Linked DNA regions of Mus musculus: region 2 is linked to region 1. A link is a loop called in an ENCODE intact Hi-C map of the cell type or tissue named here. Cell type or tissue: gastrocnemius. All regions are shown on one strand.

Region 1 (8,000 bases):
GACTTGATGTGCCAGGGTGTGTTGGTACCCAGGGGCGGCCTCCCACTTCTCAGAGGAGAAGGAGAAGGAGAGGGGGAGGGGCTGTAGGGGGGGAGGGGGCCTGGGATCAGGATGTAAAGTGAATAAATAAATCAATGGAGGGGAAAAGGAGAGAACAGATGTTTTGGGGTCATCCTGCACTGGCAGGGAGGAGCCAGAGGGGGGCACTCAGGAGGCAGCAGGAAAGTGGTGATGGGTGTGTGTGTGCAAAAATGAGCGGTGTGCCCTTGTGTAGTGGGCGGCCCACAGTTTCCTCCCTCATTGCTGGTAAACTTCTGCTTCAGTTCCCTGCTGTCTCAGCCTGCAGCCATCTCGAATATCTGCGTATTTGAGCCTCATTTTGAAGATTTGACAGTGCTTGACAGTGAGTTTCCACAGTCGGTTTCCACCGTCAGCATTTACAGCTTCAGTATTTTCAAAAGCATACCGTTTTCCTTGTCCTATCTGAATGAGCTCACTGGCTTCTGTCGGGTCTATGGACGCTGGTCAGTCTGGTTTGAGGAACTCCATGGAGCAGCTCCAAGTGACTGGCTGGGTATCACACTCCTGACAGCCATGGCAACCAATGTGAACTATGACCTTTGAGGTGGCTTTAGTTTCTACTGCATGGAAGCTCTGCTTCACTTCCAAGGGCTTTGTCAGCTTTCTGAGGGATCTGGGAGACCACCCTCTCCACCCTCGGCTGAGGCAGTCTTCCCAGGGACAATGTGGGGAGGACTGTGGCTTTCACTGGTCTCCTGGTCAGCCTTTTTCGTTCCACAGAATGGGCCAGGCTAGGCCAGAGCACGGTCTTCAGGGAGCCAGGTACTCCATTCTGGAGTTTCCTGGCCTCAGAGGGACCTGAGAGTCTGTAGAAGGGTGTGCAGATGTTTGCAGCTTCTTGTCAAGGGGTCATAGTCGACAGCCACCCTCCAGCCAGGAGCCCCAGCAGGCAGCCATGTTCCACTGAGATACCAGGCAGGTGCTCAGACAGAGGCACAAGCACCTGCTTAGCTGAGCGAAGGCTAAAGCAGGAAAGTGCTGGAAATCTCCTGTGACTCCAGGAACCCACTGGGCCCTGGGTTGTTGTGGGGGCCTTGAGATGTGACAGGGGGCTTGCTCAGTGCCTCTCAAGGGAGCCATTAGGTTCCTACAGCCCTGCCTTCTCTATTCCAGAAAGTCAAGTGTCTATTTTTAAGAGAACACCTCATGCCCTGAGAGACAGTTAGTTGAGCTCTTGGGTCCTGCCAGGCAGGAACCTCTGGCCAGGGTTCTCTACCCAAGTCTAAAGAAGGGAAGGGCCATACAGGAACCTACCCAGAAGGCCTTGCACAGGGGTTAATTTTCTGAGACCACTGGATATAGAGTGTGTGTGTGTGTGTGTGTGTGTGTGTGTGTGTGTTGCACAAGTGGGTGTGAACATGTGTGGATATGTGTATTCGGAGCTCATAGGGCAACATTATGTGTCAACCACTCTCCCCTTATTTTTTGAAGCAGGGTCTCTCACTAAACATGGAACTCAGTACTCTGTCTAGATTGGATGGCTAACAAGTTCCATGGGTTCCTCCTATCTCCACCTCTTCAAGGCTAGGATCACGGGCATGTGCCATCATAGCCAATGTTTTACATGGGTCCAGAGGGTTGGAACTTGGGTCTTCATCTATACTTCAGTGTCGCCTTAGTTTGCTTTATGATGCTGTGATAAATCATTGACTAAAAGCAATTTGGAGGAGGGGAAGAAGGGAGGAAGAGAAGGAGGAAGGGAAGGAGGAAGGGAAGAGCTTATTGGGTTACAGATCACTGTCCATCATCAGGGGAAGCCAGGACAGAAGCTCAAGGCAGGGACCTAGAGACAGGAACGGTAGCAGAGACCATGGAGAAGTGCAGCTAACTGGCTTGCTCCCTCTGGCTTGTTCATCTACTTTTCTTATATAGCTCAGGCCCAACAGCCTAGGGATTGCAACACCCACAGTGGGCTGGGATCTTCCACATCAATTAACAATGGAGAAAATGTACCACAGGTAAACCCACAGGCCAGTCTGAAGGAGACAGTTCCTCAACTGAGGCTCCCGCTTTCCAGATGTGTCTATGTTTGCACCATCTTCCCAGCCTGTCTGAAAATCCTTACCATCTGCACAGGCCCTGGTATTCTGCACCAGGCCCCTCAGCCAAGGAGTGACCTATCTGGTCATGCCCTTGCTCCAGGGGAACTCGCCGCTGCCTGTGTATCTGCCCCATATGGAACTTAGGCATTGCTCTCTACCTCTCTTCTTTTCAACAGTTTGGTCCTTTGCATTCATCACTGCTCAAGGCTGGCATATGTGTTCCCTTCACTTAACTGTGACCAAAATGCCCAATAGATACAATTAGGGAAGACGTGGCCGGGCAGCTCAGATCATGCGGTGTGTGGTCGAGACTATCACAGTGAAGCAGAGATTGAATGAGGCCTGAAGGAGGGGCCAGACATAACCCTAGTGACACACCTCCTCCATCGAGGCCTCACCTGAGGTTCCTCAAATAGTGCTGCCAAGTGTATAACAAGTGTCAAAACACAAACCTGTGGGACACTTAGGACTCAACCATAACAGGATATAGAGCCTGTATCCCCAGGACCCTACTCCTAACCCAACACACGCTGAAGCCCAGGATGGGGGGGGGGGGGAGGCAACCACAGACACAGGCCCTGTTAGCTGTAGCCCAGCCTTGGACCAGGGTCCTTGAGTCTTCCTGGTTTTCCAACAATAAATCCACCCCATCCAACGGATAAGCAGGGTTCGAAGTCCATCCTGTCAAACTCTGGCAGTTTTCTCCTTTGGCCACCTTAGACTATTCCATGGTGACCTCAAAGGCTCTGTCCCAGCTTCATTTCTAACACCAAGTCCACACCCTCAAGGAGACTCCCATGGGAAGAGAGAGGCTGACTAATGGCTACTGTGTCACAGTGACAAGAAAACGTAGCTAAAGGAGTGAGTACTGCTTCCCCTCAAGCTCCATCGCGGCTTCTCTGTGACCCTCACCAGACTGAAGGTCTGTCCTGACCACATGTCCAGGAGCACCCCCCTCAGCATGGGAGACATGGCAGCTCCTTGTCTGTCAGTATTGGATGGGTTAGTGAAATAAAGAGAGAAAGCTGTCTAGTCCTATTTGGGGAATCAGAGGGCAGGCATGCAGAGAAGCTATGGGGGCCAGGGCGGGGATCAAGAAGTGAGAGATGGGCCCCAAATAGACACCCTGTCGGCCTAGCAGCACCTGAAGAAGCTGGCCTTCTCTGCCTTCATGTCTCTGTGTTGGAATAATGTAATCCAGACTTTAAAAGGTACACCTCTGCAGCAGGGAAGAAGGCTCGGCTCTTACGATGCTTGCTGCTCTTGAACCTGGATTTGGTTCCCAGCACCCACATCAGACAGCTCATCACTGCCTGCAATCTCAGACCCAAGGGATCTGGTGCTCTCTTCTTGCTTCCACAGGCACCTGTACTTACACACCACACCACACTACACCACACACACCACACACACATACACATACACCACACACACACGTGTACATACACACCACACACACACACACACACACACACACACCACATATATACTCTGCGCGCATACACACACCCTACACATACACACAAACACACCACACATGCCATACACCATACTCACACACAAACACGATGGGAGTGACAGACATCATACACACGGGCATGAAACACACATATAATCCCCTACACTAAGAGCACACACATTACTGCACATGGGAACAAGCACAGGCACCCCCACATGCACGAACCACACAGCCCCACAAGACTAGCACTCTACACACACATACCCTACTCATACAGCCCCCACACTACACACACACACACACACACACACACACACACACACATACCACACACACACATGCACCACACACATACACCCCTACACACACACACCACACATACACCCCACATACCACACAGCACACACACACCCCACATACCACATACCACACATATATCCCCTCACACCACACACACACCCTACTCATACAGCCCCCACACTACACACACACACTTACATACACCACACACACCACACACATACACCCCTACACACACACCACACACACACACACACACCACACACACACATCATACATACACCCCACACCCCACACACACCACACATATACACCACACACACACACAAGGAAAGGCAGTCAGATGCCTGGCCTTCCCCTCTACCCACTACAAGTCTCTCAATAGAAGCAAGGGGGAATCTGTGCCTTACCCATGGCTCAGGATCTACCAGATCCACCAGTGTCACTGTCCCCAAGGGCAATCTCCCTGCTTCCCAGTGGAATGATTGTCTAAAGAAGCAGCCTTAGAGTCCTGTCCCTGTCCTGCCACAGAACCCAGTGCTCACCCTTCTGTGGCCCCCTGCTGGACAGCAGAGACATGGCCCCGCCTCATGGCCTATGAATCACTCTGTCTGACCTAAGCTGTGAGGGTCAGGCGTGGGGAGGAGAGCCAGTCCAGTCTTGTAAACTGTCCGGGGAGCTATGACACCCTGCAGAGTGCTGGTTCCGGAGGACCTGTGCCATGGTCTGCTGTGATGTGGGCCAGGAGCCAAGGTCAGCTTCTGCCCTGGGCTCTGCCATCTGTGCGGTGCCCTCTGGGCTTCTCTGATTTTGTAACCTGGAACGGTGGGCTAGCCACGCAATCTTAGAGTAGAGCAAAGAGCTGAGTTATCATTGTCCCCTCATGTGATGAGTAGTTTTCATTCTTGACATGGGCCAGAAAGGTGTTGGGACCACTGGACTGCCTGCCATCCTTGGCTTTGCTTTAGACAAATCTCCCATGTCCCCTCATCCTGGCCTGAATGGGGACCTTCCCGTCGTCTCTAGTGGTGACCATGGCTCATGGCTGGCTCTGTCATCTCTCACTTACACGGCAGGCCCCATAGCTGCTACTGAGTCAGGCAGGTCTTACAACCTGTTTGGACGGGGGCCACTGAGGCGTGTCCAGGCCCCATGGGTGCTACAGGAGCCAGAGTCCTCCCTCCTTCATGTCCCTGCACTGTCTGCTCCCATGTCAAGGAGAGTCAAAGGCTATGCCTCACTGGCAGCTGACACAAGCCAGGTGATACTGACTCAGAGCAGGCACTTGTTTCTCCCAATGGCTGCGGTGCCCCTGCCCATCCTGCAGAATGTCACAGCCTGTTTCTCATGACCAGAAATGGCCCACTTGAGGAGCATTAGGACAGACCCAAGTCAGTTCTGTAAATAATTGTGTAATGAGGGAATGAAGGAGAAAAAAGCAGGGGAAATGGGGGGGCACTGCCTTGGGTGGGGAGGAGGCAGGGGAGCACTGCCCTGGGTGGGAGGAGCACTGATCTGAGTGGGAAGGAACACTGATCTGGGTGGGTGGGGAGCACTGCCCTGGGTGGGGAGGAAGCTTTTCTAAGCTGTATGGAAGTCAGTCATTGTGTGCAGGTGATGCATCTGGTGCCCTCTGTGTCCCAGGACCGAGTAGGATATATGGATGAGTGCACAGGGAGTGTACTGACCACAGAGCTCAGGGCATAGCAGGCCGACAGGCATGGTTCAGTGACGGGGCTCCGCAGCCTTAGGAAAAGGAGATGACGCTGTGTTGGATGCAGCTTTAGGGACAGGGAAACCACTGCTGAGGTCTGTGGCACTCTAGGTGGTCCAAGGGTGCTAGAGAAAAAGGTGTCCATGATGTGAAAGTGCCATCTCTGGTGCCTGGCCCTTCCCAGTGTGTGCTAGTGGCCCTCAATATATGCAAACCAGTACTATGAACCATCTAAGTATGAGCGAGACACCCAAGAAGCCTAGAGGTAGGACCTTTCCCAGGACACTCTGTGTCCTGCAGGCCCGCCTACCTGGTTCTCTCTCCTGGAGAATTCATATTCATGTCTGACACTGCCTGGTCAGGCTGCATCTCCTCACATGCGCTCTGTTCACAGAGCGGTAATGAGGGCTAAAGTGGGGTTCTTGACCCCTGATGTGCTCGTTGGGCTTGGGAGGCTCAAGAAAGAACCCAGGCTTGGCTTGGCTGTGTCTGCTGTTGTTGGTTCCACTTGAGCCCAAATGTCATCAGGGCCCAGGTAACAGTTCAGGACCTGACACCAAGCTGGACACAGCATCCTGGAATTTGGCGTGCTTGACATGGTGGCTAATGTCTTCTGCTTGGCCATGGGACAGACTGAAGGAAACATGGAAGAGGCCAACCAGGAAGCGGTGGCCCTGTCAGTGTCTCCAGTACGTGGCAGATGTCAGACCCACATCTGTGTGCTCTTAGCCTCTCCATTAGGACCACAGGGATCCATCCCTCTGAGATCAGAGACAACACTTGTGAGATGAGAATGAGAACAAGGGGAGAAGGCGGGGCCGGCTGAGCTGGGTGCCACAGGATGAGGGACCAAGGTCCTGAAAGCAACAGTACAGAAAGGTTGAGCTGGCGAGGAGGCTCCAGCAACACTCTGCACTGGAAGAATGCATGGGCTAGCCTCTGCCACTGTTGATGGGTGGGAGGAGGGGGCATGAGATACGCCCAGGCACCTGCGACTATGTCAGGTACTGTGCCTTTGATGGGACGATATAAGCCTGGCGGGGCAAGGCTGGACCTGAGGAGCTAAGTGTATGTGGTCAGTAATTCCCACAGGCCACACAGGCAAAGGCTGCCCGGCACCTGCTTCAAGAAGCTGTCTCAGGAAATGTGGCTGGCTCACTGGCTTTCTGCACAGCCAAGGGCGAGGAGCCTGGAGATGGGCCTGGGCAGCCTGTACTTTCTTCTCTAAACGGAAGAGGTTCAGCCCAAGGCCTTTGAGGACATTCCATAAATATCCCAGTATCTCCTGCAACCCAAGAGGAATGAATCCGAACTCTGCCAGCCCCCAGATAAGCACAGAGACCTGGGTGGCACTGCCACAGCCCACAGATAAGGTGGCACTGCGGTACCTTGTTTTGTTTCTGCTGTTATCTGATACATTCTTATTATTGATGCCACACAAGGGGGGGCATTCCCTGACAGAGACACTCCGGTGCCCACCCAGGCTGAGGGGCAGCTCTGGCCATGGAGCCCTTGGCCTCTCCTCTTTCAGGCCCCTCCTTGGTACTTGTGTACTGAGGGCTGGCACCTGCTCCCAAAAGGTTGTGTGGGTGCCAACGGGAAGGTATTTCCAGAGATGCCCTGGCGCTTTGAAGTTGGCTGGGTCAGGGATGACCCTGAGACAGGACACCTTTATCCCCTTCCTCCTGGAGCCCTTGTGGGTCCTGAGAGGCCAGGAGGACATGACAGTTGGGATGCTGAGTCATTTCTTGCAGTAGCTTGCTTAGAAAAGGGATCCTGAACACCATAGCATCTCACATCCAACTCCTGAGCCCCCGACTCAGCCCCTCTGGGGGTTGAGGCAATGACACCCCTCTGGCTTAGGGTGGGGCTCTGTCATGGCAGCTGGAAAGCCCATGATGGACACAGGCCCTGTGAGAACAAAGCTCAACCCACTGGACAAAAGTTTCCTTCATTTAAGACATCTCCCCAAAGGTCCCCAAAGGTCCCATCTCTCAGTAACCAGACGGACACTTCACCCTGTCTTTTGGAAGGACCATCGCAATCCTAAGAACCTGCCCTATTTTGATTGAATGTGCCCAGCCTGCAGGCCACGTGCCCATATCCAGACCTGGGATGTGCAGTCTGGTCTTCCTCTCTGCTCGCAAGCCCTTCCTCCCTTGGCTCCAACTCTGGACCAACCGCTCAGCTGAGGAGAGGTACTATGCAGGTGTGTATGTAGGTCACTACACAATCAGGGTGGCTTCTGAGCCCCTCTATGGCACTCCAAAGACAGGACTAGGAAGTTGGCCAAGAGTCCTCCTCTGCCTCCAACAGCCAATTGATACTCACACAGTATCTAACAGCATCCACCAGGGGCATCAGTGTGGACCAGGGACACTAGTGCTAAGCTGGAGGAATATGC
Region 2 (8,000 bases), 93 kb before region 1:
GGTCAGTAGCCTGAGTGCCACTTGCTCCCTTCTTACCCCGGCCCTAACCTGGGGCAGAAGCTTGATAGATGTGACCCAGATAAGTTACAGCTGCTGACTCAGTTTCCCTAGTAGTTCATGAGCACCAGCGAGGCTGTTAGCAGACAGAATGGGCCACTCAGCTCAGAGGGACTCTGCTGTGGCCTCTGCCCCAGAACCACGGTTAGTCAGCTGCCAGTACAGCTTCGTCCCCATTGTCACGGCTGGATGTGGCTTCTATATTGCAGCCTCTGGAAGTGTAAGGGCAGGCCGAGTTCCCCATGAAGAAGTGAGGGGTACACTGGGGTTCCCCACTGCTTTATTGAGTCTGAGGTGGGGTATGAACATCACCTCTCCCAGGAATACCCCCCTGCAGCTCAGGGATATCCCGCAGACACAAGTGCAGCACCCCCACCCCCCCAGTGAGGACCTTTCACCTTCTCTGCCAGCAGGTGCGTACCCCCTTGCTTCTCTGGAAAGGAGAGCCAGCTTTTGTGAAGCCACCCACTCTTGAGCCGCGCCTCCCCGAATCTTAGCCACGTGTTCGAGTTCCTGAGGAGCGAACAAGAAGGAAAGCCAGCCGGATGCTTAGCCTATGAGGGCAGCAGACTTTGAGTTCTAACGGAGAAGACAGCTCAGTGCAAACCCCTTCGCCCAGGCACAGCAGGGTTAAGTGTCTGTGAGCAGAGAGGGAATCCCAGGCCGCCTGGAACTTGAGACTTCCCAGCTGAGAGCCAGCTCAAGTGAGGGAGATGTGGACCCAGACACACTGCATCGGGCACCGGGGTCCTGAATGCAGGCCCTGAAGATAGCTGCCACCCGAGCCCCACAGTAGCCGTGCCTCAGCTCCAACTCTGGTAAGTGGCCCGCCAGGCACGGGCTTCAGGGGCGGCAGGGCTGTGGGCTGTGGTTTGTTAGGAGTTCGGGTCTGGTGCGGGCAGGGCAGTCTGTGTTTCTTATTATTAATACATTCAGACTTGCAAGCCAGTCGTGTGAGCTGGAAATCTGGAAACATCTTCAAGGCGAAACAAAGTGTTTTGTTTTCCTGCTGAAGATTCCAGTTGCTGGATCAAAGTCTAGGGACTGAGAAGGGAGATTAGCTCCGTAGGTGGAGAGATCTGGGCACACCTTGGCTCTGGCATTGCGAGGGTGTCTGTGATGGCTATTTTGAGTCTTCCGTGATGCTTTCCAGGTGTCGGGATCATCTGTCAGTCCTGTGTATTGATGCCACAAACTGATTTGGTTAGACATTCTATTCTGAGTGCCTGCTGTCACTGGTTCTTTGGTTTTGTTGTTGTTTTTGACAAAGTAGGGGGCAGGAGTGCTGGGTCCTCCCAACTTGCTAACGGGCCAGCCAGACCAGACAGTTTACAACCACAGACGAGCTACTTTAGGTATATGCTTCTGCTAACTACCCATTTTTATGGTATTTCTAAGTACTGGTCTCTTCACGACCCTTTTCCTTGGACGGGACTCAAAGCAGGCCCCTTCTGGGTTATTTGATGTGTCTGTTTCCCATTAAGGATTTGGGCCATGAACGAAAGTGACAATCTCGGCTTCTAAGGATAAACTTCCTGGAACTTTCTCGGAAGGCTCCTCTGCAGGCACAACTGGAGTTGGAGCCCCCAAATGGAGTCTGCCTCGGTGTTTCTCAGTGGGGTGATAGAGGCAGTGAGGGCTGGGACCCTGGATGGTTTCTGAAGCTTCAGAGAGCAAGGGGAGGGGATGAGGCTCACCTGACGCCGCGCTCGGCATCAGCCTTGTGTTCCCCTCAAGTGTGGTTACACTTAGTGTAGAAATCTGGGGTGAATGTGTGTGAGTGGTGCCAGGTGCTCACGATTCCTCACGTCGTTCTGTATCCTCAGCATCAGCAAGAGGGCACAGGTGGTCTTAAAAAAAAAAAAACATAGGCCCAAACCAGCAGTTCTAACCCCAGTGTGATTGCATCGAGAGTGCTGGGCTCTTGGAGTGCCCTTGGCCTCCGTGATCAGCAGGTTAGATGCTGGACTAGGGTGCTGAGTGTCCTTGTGTCATTCCTGGTGTCCAGCTGCTGTGCGGCTACCCCCAGGTCTGCTGCTCCACCACACTGCTAAGGACAAACACTCCCTTAGATGGGGGTGGCAGCTGCAGGCCCTGAACCTAGTTTGTCCCCCTAGTTTGTCTCCCGCTGCCCCTCTGTCCCTTAGCTTTGGGGCTGTTGGGTTTTCTGTGCACATGTAGCTTTTCAGGCTCTTCTTTTTTGGGGGGAGGTGGTACCTTGAGGAATTCCAAAATTGTCCCAGGGCAGGAACTGCTCTTCTCCATACCCGAGCCCCGAGCAGGGTTACCCTGAGAGTCTCACACGGCTCCTGCCTCCGGCCCCATGACGGCTGTGTTTGGGATGGAGAGCTGTCAGTTTCTAGCGCTGTTCTCACGGTAGTACAGAAGCCCTCCCACTTACAGGAGCAACAGGCAGCCTGCTTAGAACCTGCACAGTAGATGCCTTCCTCTGGGCCTTGAGATCTGCACTGGCCAAGGTGAGGGCCTCTGCTTAGAGCCACACCTCTCTCAGTGCCAGCTTGGAGACCCCACAATAGGGTCTCTCACTGCCCGAGTTGCCCTCAAAGCCCTCACTGAGCTGGAGCAGGTGTGTGCGTGTGTGTGTGTGTGTGTGTGTGTGTGTGTGTGTGTGTGAATGTGTGTGTGCATGTGTGTGTGCACTTCCTTGAGCATTTTCTTGCTGGTGGTTCTGGGGCACTGGCCTCTGAGTGGCTCAGCTCTCTCTTCCCAGCTGATAGGAACAGCTGGGTTTGGCTCAGGTGGCATGGATAAAAATTAGCCACAAGGCTCTGGGCTGCAGTGCCATTGACAGTGCCAGGGCTGCTCTTTGAGGCCTCCGGGCTGATCTCCTGCATGCCGGGCAGTTTGAGTGGTGCCTTCCCATCTTCCCAGAGCCCCAAACAACTGAGCAAGGCAAACAGTTGTAACCTGGGTTTATGGTCAGGGAGATTTGGACCTCAGAGAGGCGTGGACACTGGCCAGAACCACCTGGCCAGGAAGCTGCTGAGCCCCCCCTGCAGCCCAGGCCTGTCCCACTGCGAAGCATCTGCCTTCCAGATGGGATTCCCACAAAAAAGATTTACTGAGATGCAGTCCATGGAGTGTGCAGTCCTCCCTGGTGAAGTGTGTAGCTCTCTGGGTTTCTGTGTCTGCCGTGCTGCCGACTCTATAACACTTTCATTTTAGTGTGTTTTCTTCAATGCAAACAGAACCCTGGCTCCATTCGCAATCCCCCTGTATCTCTGGCCCTGGCCGTCCCTTTCCTAGGTTTCATTTGTGTCTGTCCAGACACATCTTCTGAGGGGTCACATGGCATTCTGCCTGCGTGTCTGTCTCTTCTCATGGTGTCAAACTCTGAAGTCCGTCCATACCGCCTCCCTCACCACAGCAGAGGTCTGAGCACTCTGGTTGAAGCCCGCCAGACTTGAGGATCGTCTTTAGGGACTGCCAGCTTGCAGTGGTAGCCATTGATGAGGACAGTGCCCACCTGGAAGCCCTCATCTCCATGCACCTCAGACATGAGCTGGTGATGTGTGTGTGGGCTCCCCCCACCCACCTACCCCCAGAGAGGAGAAGAGGAGCCACTTGGTCATTAAGAGGGATTTGACCCTTGAAAGTATAAAAGGTCTCTGTCACCTGTGCATATTCTGGCGGGATTTTTCTTCCTAGTGACAGAGTCTCTTGTAGCACATGTTAGACAAACCCACAGTGTAGTTGAGTATATAGCTTCAAGCTTTTGTAGTCTCTCTGTTTCTGCCTCCCAAGTGCTAGGATTACAGGCATCTCACCAAGTCTATGGGGTGTTGGGGGAGAAACCCAGGGCTTCTTGAATGGTACCTGAGCATTCTACTAACTGAGCCTCAGCCCCAGCCTGGAGTGTTTAAAAACAGTGCTGGAGGCAAGCATCTCAGGCAAGGTTGGCAGATGAGTAGAGCAGGCAGGGAGAGAGTGCTGGGACCATTGAGGGCGTGGCCTGAGCTGCCTGGGCCTCAGTGACTGGGTACTGGACGACTGTCATGGGGTGGGGGAGAAGGCCACAGCAGGGGTGCAAACACAACCAGCAAGAAAGGTGGACCAGACAGGGTAGTACACACCTTTAATCCCAGCACATAGACAGCATCGATCTCCATGAGTTTGAAGCCAGGCTGGTCCATATATCAAGTTTCAGGCCAGCTAGGACTACACAGTGAGACCTTGTCTTAATAAAAGGAAAAGTCGTTTGGGTTCCGGAAGTCAAGTCTGGGGCCAGTGCTCACACCAGCTTGCGACTGTGGACAGAAAGATACATTCTTAGACCAGCCAAACCAGCAGGGTCCAGAGGCTTCCTGGAATTTTTAGGTTACAGTCTTGACATGGGCCAGGGTCCTGCTTCCAGGGAGCTAAGAGACCATCGCCCCTTAGTCTGCTACCCCCTAGTAATCGAGGATCTAAAAGCACTGCCCTGCTAGCAGCGTCTGACAGCCTTGGCAGGTACAGTGTGTTTTCTGTAGGAGGTCCAATTCTTTCTCAAGAATGGAAAGGCGCCAGTGTCCAGCAGGCTCGTCTCCCTTGGGCCCCTCCTCTGAAGCGGGGTAGCAGAGGACCCGTGTCTTCCATTCCTGTTTGCCCTCCCTCCATATCCCATTGTGCTTGGCAGGTATTAGAGGGGCTCCCTGCGAAAGGTTTCTCAGAGGACCCCTGCAGCTGTAATTGGCCACCTAGTGGCGAAGAATCCGCGTGCTTTCAAGGGAGCAGAGCCTGGCTGACATTGCCCGTGTTCTAGAACTTCCTAGAACTTTCAGTGCTGTTTGTTTGTCTTCTGTCTTTGTTTGCAGTTTCCTAATCCATTTCTTTTGGAAGGCCAGGTTTTTAATTCGGCAGAAACAACCCTCTGATAGATCAAAAGAACAACAGCAAAAAGTCAAGCAGGGCCCAGAGCGATTGTTCCGTGGTTAAGAGACTGCACTGCTCCTCTGTGTGGCCAGTGTTTGCATCCTAGACCCATATGGGGTGGTTCACAACTGCTGGGAACCCCCAGCACCAGAGGACCAGAGCTGTCTCTGTGGGAGTACACTTACACATGTACATGCCTTCTCTAAGACAAAGACCTACACAGGTAATTAAAAACGAACCTTAAAAGCCAGCGGTGGTGGTGCACACCTTAAATCCCAGCACTTGGGAGGCAGAGGCAGGCGAATTTCTGAGTTCAAGGCCAGCCTGGTCTACAGAGTGAGTTCCAGGACAGCCAGAGCTATACAGAGAAACCCTGTCTCGAAACAAACAAACAAACAAACAAACAAACAAATAATAAAATAAATAAAATAAATAAAAATGAACCTTAAAAAAAAAGAAAAAGGCAACCCACGAAGCACATGACCACAGAAGGGTTAAAAGACCAGTCTCTTTCCCTGGAAGAAGTCTCTTCTAACAGGGTTGCTCCTGAAGGTCATCTGCTTTCACCTCCGCCTCTGGCCTCTGTGGTCCTCCCTTCCCTGTGAAGTTAACATTGGGCTGGGCTGGCCTGTACCTGGTTGCTTTTATTCCAAGAGACAGATACCACGGTGTGGGCTGGGTAGGGCACTGGGGCATGTGGATGCTTGGTGTGGCTGGGGTTGAGTAGAGCTGTGTCACCACAGATGTCCCTGTTGACCCCAAGAGGCATCTGGTCAGAGCTACTGTGTTCACAGAGGAGCCCCATTAACTGTTTGGCGGAGGAGGATATGGTCAGACTCGTAGCCCCAGTGAGGAATCCCTAGATTTCAGAGCAGTACTGACCTACTCAGTACCACAGTGGACAGACAAGCAGGGATAGTAGTTCAGTATCAACATCAATTGGCACAGCTTGGCTTCAGTTCCATCCCTGCAAGACATGAGGCCTGCTCTGGCCACTCACCAGGGTGGTTCTGTGACCTCCTTGTTATGAGAAGAGATGAAGATGGCAGACTACACATGGACCCCAAAGATGCCCTGTGACACTCAACCTAGCATCATCTCCTTCTGTAGCAAATGGTTTTGTGCATAGGATTCAGGCTGGATGGAGAGCCTTCTGCAGCATCCAGACCACCCAGCATAACAGTACGGGTCCTTACTTAGGGCACGTGAGGCAAAGATAGAGGGAGTGGCCATGCAGCAACAGGGTGGCATTGAAGTAATACGGACACGGGTTAGGGGATGCCAAGGCTACCGGGAAGAGGCAGAACAAAGCCTCCTGGAGCCTCTGAGGACCAGGTATTTACCACTGTTGTGTCTTATATCTCTGAGGCCTGTGTGGAGTCATAACAAGTTTTTGATGCTTTGAGCAGCTGGAACAACCTTGGAATTCCAGGGACTGGGCTGAGGTTGAAGTAACCATCTGAGAGCTACCCAAGGGCCAGGAACACCATTTCGGACACCAAGGGATCTTTGGTGTTCTGTGTCCTTTGTCTCTCAAGAAGAAGTGGGGCTATTTCCATAGCCTAAGGCAGTTTCCTTCTCCTCCCCTTACAGACGTGTGGGATGAGGCGTCCCTGTGCTCACTGGCCAGCGTGGTGGCTCAGGCAGCTTTGGCTCCCATGTCCTCTCCATCTGCCTCTTTGGCACACTGGGTGTCACAGGAAGCTGAGGAGCCAGCCCCATGCACACTGAAGAGAGGAACATGCTACCTCCTGTGGCACGCCAGGGTCTGTGGCTCTAACTAGGAAAAGAGCAAGCCCAGAATAGGAAACAGGGAGACACCACTGGGCCTGGATGTGGTTCCTGGATGGGTTCTCTGATTCTTTCCTAAGATGGAGAAAGCCTAAAGCCTGAGCACCTGTGAGTGCATGGGCAGTGAGCAGTGGCAGTCTTGCATGAGTCGGGGGGCCTGTGGGGTGCAGGCACAGCTCTGGCTGGCCTACTGCAATGGTTGCAGGTAGCTGTCTTGGCGGGCATATTAATTTCTGTCTCTGTGACAAAATATCCAAGAAAAATCAACATAAAAGAGGAAAGATTCTTGTTGGCTCCTGCTTCAAAGGCCCTACCCATGGCTGGGGCTCCATTGCTTCTAGGTCTGTGGAAAGACTGAAGCGTGGGGAAGTGTGTGGCCCTGAGACTGCTTACCTCAAGGTTGCCAGGAAATGGAGAGAGAGAGGACAGAGACAGCTGGGCCAGGGATATGGTATCCTGTCCGCTCAGCCACTTCTTCCACACGGGCTTTTTGTCCCTCCTCATAGAGCATCCCTATAGCAAATCTCTGTGGACTGCTAGTGAAGCAGATGTTCTCATTATCCAATTAGCACTCAGTATCACCACCAGCAGCAGCTGGGGGTGGAGCCTCTTGCAGGGAGTACTCCATACCCAGACCAGACAGGAGGGGGGGGGGAGTAGCTCTCAATGCAGGTCTTTGGGGGCTCCAGGCATTTTAGGAAGGGGCTGAAGCATCCTGGGGTTGTCCCCTCCCTGGACTGAAGGTGGCACATGGCTTTGTGTACCCAAGGTCTCTGTTATCTTTGGTGCAAGGTCTTGAGACTCTGAATGAGAGTGTCCTGAGCTGCTGTGTGGCTTTAGGTGGGTGGCTCTGTGTCCTGGGCTTCCCTCTGTTCAACTTTGAAATAGGGCAGCTTTCATACATATATGTCCTACGAAGCCTTTCCAAAGACCAAAACCCTTACCGGAACCCATGGACAGAAGGCCTCAGCTCCTCCCCTTTGCCACAGCAGGTGGATGGGTTGTTTGCCCATTCCTACACAGGTGTGACAGTACAGTGAAGCCTGCGGCCCTTGGTCTGGTAGAACTTGTTTCCCATGGTGACCGTGTCTCCAGAAGCAGCCCAGGATGCAGGGTCAGGGACAGCCCCAGCCATCATATGAAGGCTCTCACGCTGGGACTTGGCACTCTCCCGTTCCATAGTCAACAGTGCTTGACTCTCCGGGTGGGCTGGGCACCCCTGGGACTGGCTGTTGATGGATCACTGCGCAGTTCTGGAGTGGATTTCACATAGGTCTGCC

Evidence for each region. Hi-C counts contacts between places; a loop is a spot of excess contacts. Peaks named below come from ENCODE experiments on the same cell type or tissue, not always from the same donor. Only the 100,000 strongest peaks of a DNase experiment are listed, where the experiment ranks them.
Region 2: a loop joins it to region 1, with 2.2 times the contacts of the local background. A loop is called at or near these places in 3 of 42 quality-filtered maps.

Annotation. Positions count from the first base shown.
Region 1 is chr8:122,135,479-122,143,478 of GRCm38, forward strand. It overlaps a transcript of Zfp469 not described here. Among named protein-coding and RNA genes, the nearest start is that of Gm39268, 11 kb to the right of the region's middle. In gastrocnemius, CTCF peaks have their summits at 197 (motif pointing right), 4,454 (motif pointing left) and 7,958; a DNase peak (open chromatin) is centred at 4,546; H3K27ac peaks cover 929 bases.
Region 2 is chr8:122,042,824-122,050,823 of GRCm38, forward strand. It overlaps a transcript of Zfp469 not described here. Among named protein-coding and RNA genes, the nearest start is that of Gm34413, 48 kb to the right of the region's middle. In gastrocnemius, a CTCF peak has its summit at 4,782; DNase peaks (open chromatin) are centred at 2,960, 3,415, 6,610 and 7,989; H3K4me3 peaks cover 2,111 bases; H3K27ac peaks cover 4,901 bases.